Linked DNA regions of Homo sapiens: region 1 is linked to region 2. Evidence: chromatin contacts called from ENCODE Hi-C or POLR2A ChIA-PET data. All regions are on one chromosome and are shown on one strand. The core of a region is the stretch at or near the end of the contact, and the rest is flanking DNA. Distances in the headings are between cores, read along the strand shown.

What was found. Hi-C counts contacts between places; a loop is a spot of excess contacts on that map. ChIA-PET counts read pairs that join two places held with the same protein, here RNA polymerase II (POLR2A). Pooled maps may share reads with other maps.
Region 1: a pooled map shows a loop between it and region 2 (4-fold over the local background). The contact joins the promoter of ITGB5 here to the promoter of ZNF148 in region 2. A Hi-C loop is called at or near these places in 1 of 168 maps with a recorded cell type or tissue (mesothelial cell of epicardium) and 2 of 50 pooled maps. POLR2A ChIA-PET finds 5 or more read pairs at or near these places in 3 of 52 experiments (BJ, Panc1 and WTC11).

The regions. Positions count from the first base shown.
Region 1 is chr3:124,884,790-124,888,846 of GRCh38, forward strand. ITGB5 (integrin subunit beta 5) reads right to left here and starts at 2,576. Exons shown (of 15, transcript NM_002213.5): 1 at 2,142-2,576. The coding sequence starts at 2,211. RefSeq lists enhancers at 416-1,300, 3,069-3,951, 3,952-4,057 and silencers at 1,965-2,054, 2,515-2,954.
Region 2 is chr3:125,373,816-125,377,785 of GRCh38, forward strand. ZNF148 (zinc finger protein 148) reads right to left here and starts at 1,510. Exons shown (of 9, transcript NM_021964.3): 1 at 1,287-1,510. LOC105374080 (a long non-coding RNA gene) reads left to right here and starts at 1,611. Exons shown (of 3, transcript XR_924427.3): 1 at 1,611-3,237. RefSeq lists a silencer at 1,245-1,294 and enhancers at 1,405-1,674, 1,785-1,834.

The DNA of each region.
Region 1 (4,057 bases), core at 1,326-3,825, 490 kb before region 2:
GTCGGTAGGACAAAGGGCACTGGACCAAAAGCCATGGTCCCTGGTCCACCACTCCTGACCCAAGTAGAGGGGAAGGGCAAGTCACTTCCTTCCTGAGCCCATATGAGAAAATGGACATCACCGTGAAGATGTACGTGAACTCTGAAAAAGAGAAAGCAAGATGCAAGTGGAAAATAATGTATTTTTAGAAATTATTCGCAGCCAGGCGTGGTGGCTCATGCCTGTAATTGAAGCACTTTGGGAGGCCAAGGCAGTTAGATCACCTTAAGTGAGGAGTTCAAGACCAGCCCAGCCAACATGGTGAAACCCCATCTCTACTAAAAATACAAAAATTAGCCGGGCATGGTCGCAGCGCCTGTAATCATTGCTACTTGGGAGGCTAAGCCAGGAGAATTGCTTGAACCTGGGAGGTGGAGGTTGCAGTGAGCCGAGATGGCACCACTGCACTCCAGCCTGGGCTACAAGACTGAAACTCTGACTCAAAAAAAAAAAATTATTTGCAACTAGAAATTATTATTATAATTCTGTTTGTCAGAATTACAGAATGTCAAGCTGGAAAGGAACTTAAAAGCCATCTCCTTTGGCAGTTTCTGAACTTTTGGATTTCAAAGAAAACTAAGATTTAAAAACAAAACAAAAGAAACAAACAGAAAAAGAGAAGGGGAGCTTAACATAGGGTTGTCAGATTTTCTTATTTTGCCAAAATTAAAAACTACTAATATTATTAAGAAGTATTAAAAGAAAATGTTCCCACCAAAAAAAGAAAAAGTGCCTAATTTCAAACTAAAGGAAAGTCCTTGTGGAGCAGGGGAGCGTTGACAACAATACATTCCTGTGTGATGCAGGCTACATCTTCCTGCTCCTCGCTTTCCCTAGGGACCCATGAAAATATCCGTGATGGGCACTGGCTGCCGGATGGGTGTTTGGAATCCACTCATCTACTCTCCAAGCTCTGGAGTGATTATTTTCCCATTTAAAACAAAAACCAAAAACCTTGCTACAGTATTAAGTTTGAATTAGGGTCTGAACGAAGTTATTGTTTGCTCAGACCCCTCCTCCGCTCTTAAACCTAAACCTCCACTGCCTTCATGTAAATGAGACACCGTGGGGGAACAGTCCTCCCTTCGGGCAGCCAGGCAACCACTTGGCTCACAAGAGCAATCAAGTATCTCCGGCTTGAAAGTTAATAGAGCACTATTATTTCCTAAAAGAAAGGAGAAAATCCGCATCCCAAACAAGTGCATCCTTCCTCGAGGGCCTCCAAACTACCACGTCCAATCATCTCCCAACTCTGAAAAGTTAGAGCAGGTAACCGAGGGATCCTTGCAACGCTGCCAGCCCACCGCAGCGTCGGGCTAAGGCAATCTCCACAGCCCCTGTCCTCTGCTCCAGAATCCTCCACAGTTAGGGGAGTGTGAGGCTCCGAGCGTGTGCAAATCGCGGGATAAAGTCGGGCAGAAGGAATTTAATAGGGAAGTCCCAGGTGGGGCTGTGGTTTGGGACGCGGGTGCCCCCTCGGGTTTGCGGTGGCCTAGGCGAGGAGGAAGCAGGCGGGGGGCGGGGAGGGTGGGGGCTGCATCTTCAAAGGCAGGCGGCTAGCCTAGGCGCAGCGAACTCCAGGATTCGCTGTGGGCCCTGTGCACCCGCTGTTCCAGGAGGCGAGCCCTCCGGAGTGGAGGTGGCCCCGGGCTTTGGCTGGGGTTTCGAGACTCCCTTGCTTCTCCGGGAACAGGGCACCGACGGCATCCCCCCAGCAGCCCGCCCGCTCCCGGCCGGCCACAAGGACCGCTTTGTGCCCGCCAACGGAGAGCCCGGGCCCCAAGGCAGGGCTGGCGGCGGTCCTCCCCGTGCCCTGGGCGCGGGCCCTGGCGGGCTAGGTCAGCAGGCCGGCCAGCCTGTTTACACAGGAAGGGAAGCTCCTCCTCAGCCCGGGAGGGAACAGGAGACTCACGACAGCCCGGCGGGGCTGCGCGCGGGGAGCGCCCCGCGGGGCTGTCCCCCAGCGACTGGCCCACCAGGGAGTGCCCCGAAGGCGCCCTCCGCCCTCAGGCACCGCCTGCGCTCCCCGCCCCTCCGAGACGCCCGCCCGCGGCTGAGTGTGCGACAAAGTTTCTCTGGGCGCCGTGGGCGGCGCGGCTTACCTGCGAGCCGGGGCAGGAGCGCGCAGAGCCCCAGGAGGCAGGCGTACAGCGGCGCCGGGGCCCGCGGCATGGTGGGGCGCCTCCCTCAGCGGCGGCGCGGTCGCTGCACTCCGCGGGGGCCGGCGGCCGGGGCTGGGGCCGGAGCGCGGGGGCCGAGGGCCGGGGGCCGCAGCCGCATGCCCCGCGCGCAGCTCCGGCTCACGGCGCCCGCGCTGGCCCGCGCCCCGCCGCCACCATCCGTCCCGCAGCACTCACGGCCGAGTCCCGGGACCGCGGCTGCCCTGGCTGGCCGGCCGGGACTCCTAGTGTGTCGCCGCTCGGGACGGCCCCAGCGGGCTGCTCCGGGTAGGGGAGGGGCTGGCTCCGCTCGGCGGCCGCGACTTGGGCTCCGAGACGCGCCCAGCGCCGAGACTCCCCCGCGCGCCGGCACACTCTGCCCCTGGCCTCCGCCCCTTCCCTTCCTCCCTCCGGCCCGCCAGGCTCCACTTTCCTCCTCTCCTTTCTCCTCCCCTTCTCTCCCCTGCCAGGCCCTCGCCCGGCCGCCACACGGTCAGCTTACGGTGAGGCGGGGCGGGGCGAGCTCCGGGCCGGGCCAGCTCCGCCCTGTGCGGGGACCGGCCCGGGACGCGGAGGCCCTACGGGCCCAGGTGGAAGTCGCTTGCGACTCACTTGGGGCGTGGGGGGCTCGAAACCACTGAGTAGAGCCCGCTCCCGTTGCTTAGCCGCCCGTCGCCACGGGAAAGGGGCGGGGCACGCTGTATTAGGCGAGCCGAGATTACTTGGGCCAAAGGCGGTTGCTAGACTGCGAGAGGGAGAGCAGGTACGGGGGTCGTGCCGGTACCGCCTCATCCTCCCAAAGCCTCACTGCCGGCGGCCTGAGATGGGACGTAGACGCCCGCGCGTGGAACCGCAAAGCGACTTCTGGATGAGCAAGGGAGGGCGTGGTGGGGCGTGGAGGCACAAGTAAAACCTACATTTCTTTTTCTTTTCTTTTTTTTTTTTTTTTGAGACAGCGTCTTGCTCTCACTCAGGCTGGAGTGCACTGGCCCAGTCTTGGCTCACTGCAGCCTGGACCTCCTGGGCTCAAAGGTTCCTCCACCTTAGCCTCCTGAGTAACTGGGACTACAGGCGCGCGCCACCACACCCGGACAATTTTTACATGTTTTGTAGAGATGGGGGTCTCGCTGTGTTGCTCAGGTTAGTCTTGAACTCCTGGGCTCAAGCATTCCTCCTGTGTCTGCCTCCTAAAGTGCTGAGATTACAGGTGCGAGCCACCGTGCCCGGCCCACTTTTCACTTTTTAACTTTTGCACCTTTCAAGGATTTGAGACTGGCCAATATGCCGCTATATTTCGTTGTCCTTACTGATAATCTGTCAGTTTCCATGATCAAACTGATAGACTCAAAAACATATGCTCAGGCTTTCATCTTATCATTTACATATAAGCTGGATCTGAACTAGCCAATAAAGAGTGGGGTGGGGTCTTCCTCAGATGGTGCAGGAAAGGATGCCTTGGGCTTGGATTCGCTACAAGTGCGTTTAGAGTGGAGTGGTTGATAGGCAAGAGAAGAGGCGACATTCAGGTAGGGGAAAATAACGATAGAATACCTACCAAGTACAGAGAGCACACTGCCAGCCAGGCACTGTTCTAAGTCCTTTACCCATATTAACTCATTTCATCCTCCGACAACCCTACTGTTATCCAGTTGAGGAACCGAGGGACAGAGGGGTTAACTGCTGGAGGAAGTGACAGCTAGGATGCCTCGTTCAAAAGTGCAGCATGGCTTGGCTAAAACTGAAGCAGTAAGGGGGAAAGAACAAAGGGGTCTCACCTTTGCAGGCCAGGGACCTGGTGGAAGAATGGCTTGGAGGGCCCAGTGGAAAACTGTCCTAACTGCCCAGCTCAAGGAGTTTGG
Region 2 (3,970 bases), core at 260-2,759:
CCAGCCAACTAATTTGAGCTACAAATGAAGTATCTAAAGAAGAGCCAGCAAGCATGTCTTCCCCCCGACCATTAATTATAATCTTGTGTACTGCAATCCAGGCTGAATAATACGGCACCAATTCTCCTGGACCAGATAAACTGGGCAGTGAAGAAAACCACCAAGTCAATTAATTTCCATTCCAGCGTTTGCCAGGATAGTATTTACCCAACCTCGGGTAAGTGTTAATACTTCAAATTTTCTAAAATCGAAGCTCCATAGCCTAAGGAATCCCCACAGGCCAGACCCTTTCTCAAGGTCTGCTTCAGAGGTTCTCATACTCATTGGTGCACGTCTAAAATGTCACAGACCAAACTACAGACTAAAATCTAATTCTCAGTGACCCCAACCACGGCCCAGACCCACACTTACCAGATGTCATCTACTGAACAGCCCACACAGGTTCGGAACTAGGCCATCCCGGCCCATCTGGAATAACTCTTCAGTACTTAGGCCAATATTTATTAATTATACTACATCTGTCTATTCTATTATGCATTCCCTGCATCTTCTCTACTATTTAGCACTCCCTCTTGCTTCAAACGCGATCCTTTCTATTCACGGGAACTCCTATCTCCCTTCTTTCCTTCCCTGAGAAACGCTTCAGTTCTTTCCATAATGAAATACCTAACGTATCTGCACAATGAACACCCCCCAGAATCCTCAAGACTCCTCCACAGCCACCTCCCCGCATTCCTCCACCTCTCCGGCATCTTTCCTCCGGCCCCTCGCCCTGTTCGCACTCCCACTACGTTTCCTGCAAGCATTCCCTTTTCTCCAACCCCTGCCCTTCCCTTCTCCCAAAGAGCACACTCCGGCAGCAACAGTGACTGAGGCCTGCGGTGCATAAAGCACTGCACCAGGCACGGTGGACAGAGCCCTGGTGTCTCCCTAGCCTTTTCACACCCACACCCAGCACCCTCCGGCCTCCCCGTGCAAACATCCCACCTCCTCCCCTACCTCTGACACCCGCCTCCAGCCTCGGAGGCCGCCTTCTCGCCTCCGCCACCCCCGTCATTATCCCTCCTCAACCCCCCAACCCACCCTCCGCGCCCTGCTTCCTCACGTCCCCCAGCCAGCCCCAGCGTTTCCCTCGGCCTCGGCTGGCCCCCTGGCCACCCCCAGCCTCGCCACGGCTCGCTCCCCCCGGGGTCAGGCCGTTACCGCCGCGCGCTCCCCCCGCGCGCCGCCCCCTCCCCCTCCCCCGCCCTCCCCCGGGCCCGGGCCTGCCAGGCCGAGCGCTTTACCGCGGGCGGGCGCCGAGTCGCGCGGTCACCGACTGCAGGCGGCGGCAGCTCCAACCTTTCTAGGGGCCTTGAGAGGAGGGGAAGGGGGGAGGGGGGAGAACTTTTGCTGTGGCAGCTTCGGCAACAGCTCCCACCCCTGCGCCTTTCTCCTCTTCCTCCCCCTCCTCCTCCTCCTCCTCTTCCTCCTTCTCTTCCTCCTCCCAGAGCAGTAGAGACGCAGACATGCCGCAGCTAGAGCGCCGCCGCGGTCGCCGCCACTGCCGGCCCGGTGCATTGTGGGAAGCCCCGCACACGGGAAGCGCTCCGCGGCGCCCGCCCTCGTCTGGCGCAGAGACCTGGCTGGAAAGACACAGCGTGGCTTCGATTCCGGCGCCTGCGTGTCACCAGCCCAGGGTGGCCGTGGAAGCTGGACCCGAGCCGCAGGCCCCCCAGGCTGGGCCTGGGAGGAAAGCGGTTTGAAAAAGATCGGAACTGAGGAACTCTCTTAGAGCGGGGGACTCCCTGCTCCTACAGCCTTAACCAATGCCCAGCGCTTGGAAAGTGGAGGACTCGGGGATTCGGGAGCGTTTCAGGCCTGGGGAAATGGAAGGGTCGGGGACCTAGGTGAAAGGTTATTTGCCAGAAATGTCTTGGCTTTTTCATTTATTCTGTCTTACCTAGCCCTTCGCCGCCACCTCCAGTCGTTGGCCTCTTACCACCTTCAAATGCCACCTTTTCCGGAAGATGTAGCCCTGCGCCCTTGAAACTGGCAAACCCTATTAGTGTCTGCAAGCTGAGATGCAGGGTGTGGGCATAGACACAGATCAAGAGATCCGGCCCTGGACCCTCTTGGGCAGAACCTTGCCCTTCTCATTTCACCTGAAGCCCAAACTTTGTATGGCAAAGACTTGGTAATGATCTCTATAGAGCTAGGATTACACAGTTGTCTCATCCTTTGGGGGCCCTTTAGCCAAACTGTGACCTCCTTAATGGTGCCTTCGTCAGCTAACATTAGGCGCCCTGAGGTGCTTCTGCATACTGCCATCGTTTACAATTACTCATCTTTGTGTACACACCCTAGCACAAGGTCAGCCATATAACATAAAAGATGCTCAGTGAATGTTGAGTAATTGTGAGCATCTGGAACTTGCCGTGGGATAAAACGCGTTCATTGGGATTTCTTCATAATAATATGAAGATTCCATTTAGCGCCTCTCTGCAATACTTAAACGTAACCTTTGAGGGGAGAGGGAAAAGAAAAGGCATGAAAATATCTATAGAGCCATTTCTGGTGTTCTCCTTCCCTTTTCCACACCCGCCTTCCCACCCCTTGCCAACTAAATGTTCATTTGAATAGTGCTTTTTGGCAAAATTCCAAACTCCTGCATTATGCACTTGTGATGACACTGAATTAGATTAGTGTCTGCAAGGTTAATGTTCCCTCAGGCATTAACCTTAGTAAATCGTGATGCCTGTTTAGAAATAGCTAAGGCCCAGAGGTTCAGCTTAATTTAGACACAGGTAACTAAGAGCAAGAGTAAACCACAGCTCCACAATCAACTCTCTCTGTGTGCTTTCTCCATTAAAAAATATAAATTTTAATAAGATGACCGCACATATTCTGAATGTTAATTGCAACAAAACAATGACACAAGTTAGAGCCAAGGGACAGTTATCTGGAGGACAGCCTTCTGGCAACTTCTAGCACCCGCAGTGGCATCAAATTCAGACGTCATAATGAAAAACACCTCTGGCAGCAAGAAAGCCGACTCTCAGTATTAGGCAGTGGGAAAACTAATAACTGAAAAGGGCTCAAGGCCTGGAGGTTACATCCAATGGGCTAGGATTGATTGGTTTGCTATTAGGAATAGATCTAGTTCTCTGCTCAGCAGCCTAACAAGCGATAGAGAAACAGCTGTCTAAAATGGGCAGAACGAAGAGCACTACAGGGATAGTAACAGCAAAAGCGATGGTGAGGAGCAAGCTTAGGTCCTTTATAAGTTAAACTGGAAAAACTTCTCAGCTTCAGGTTGGCTCTCCATGCTCCTCTTGCTCACTTCCCTAAACACCACCCGTAGGTACTCAGCCTACTTACTTTTCCTTTTTTTTTTTTTTAACTTTTTATTTTGAAATAATTATAGACTCACAAGAAGTTGCAAAAATAGTCCAGAGTCCCATGCTTTCCCCAATGGTGACATCTTACAAAGCTCTAGTAAGACATCAAAATCAGTGTCAACCTAAATAACAGAGAGGCTTTCTAAAAGAAAATAATGTTTATTTGGGAATAGAGCATTGCAATGAAAATATACACATCACAGTTAACCGCATATTCAGGGATGTAAAGGAAGACAAAGGTGTTTAAAGGAAAAAATGGAAAGGATTACATAATTGTTTTGAAATAATTATCCTTGACTACAAAGATCAATAACAAGGGTGACGCCAGTCCGAGGTTGGACAGGCATTTGCTGGGGAGATGTCCTTGCAGAAGTATTTTTTTATGTAAGGTTGTGATGGCCTTTGTGCAAGGTTGTGGGTTTTGCAGTCTTTTTTTGATAGTTTTTGTTATCAGGTATACAAATGTAAGAACCCTCTCTTCGTAGGCAGCCTTCCCTAGCTCTGTTTGTCAGGGTTTCTTAACATTAGTAACTCCATTTTGATTGTGACAACTTTCACACCAGGAAATCGACAACAGTACATTACTGTTT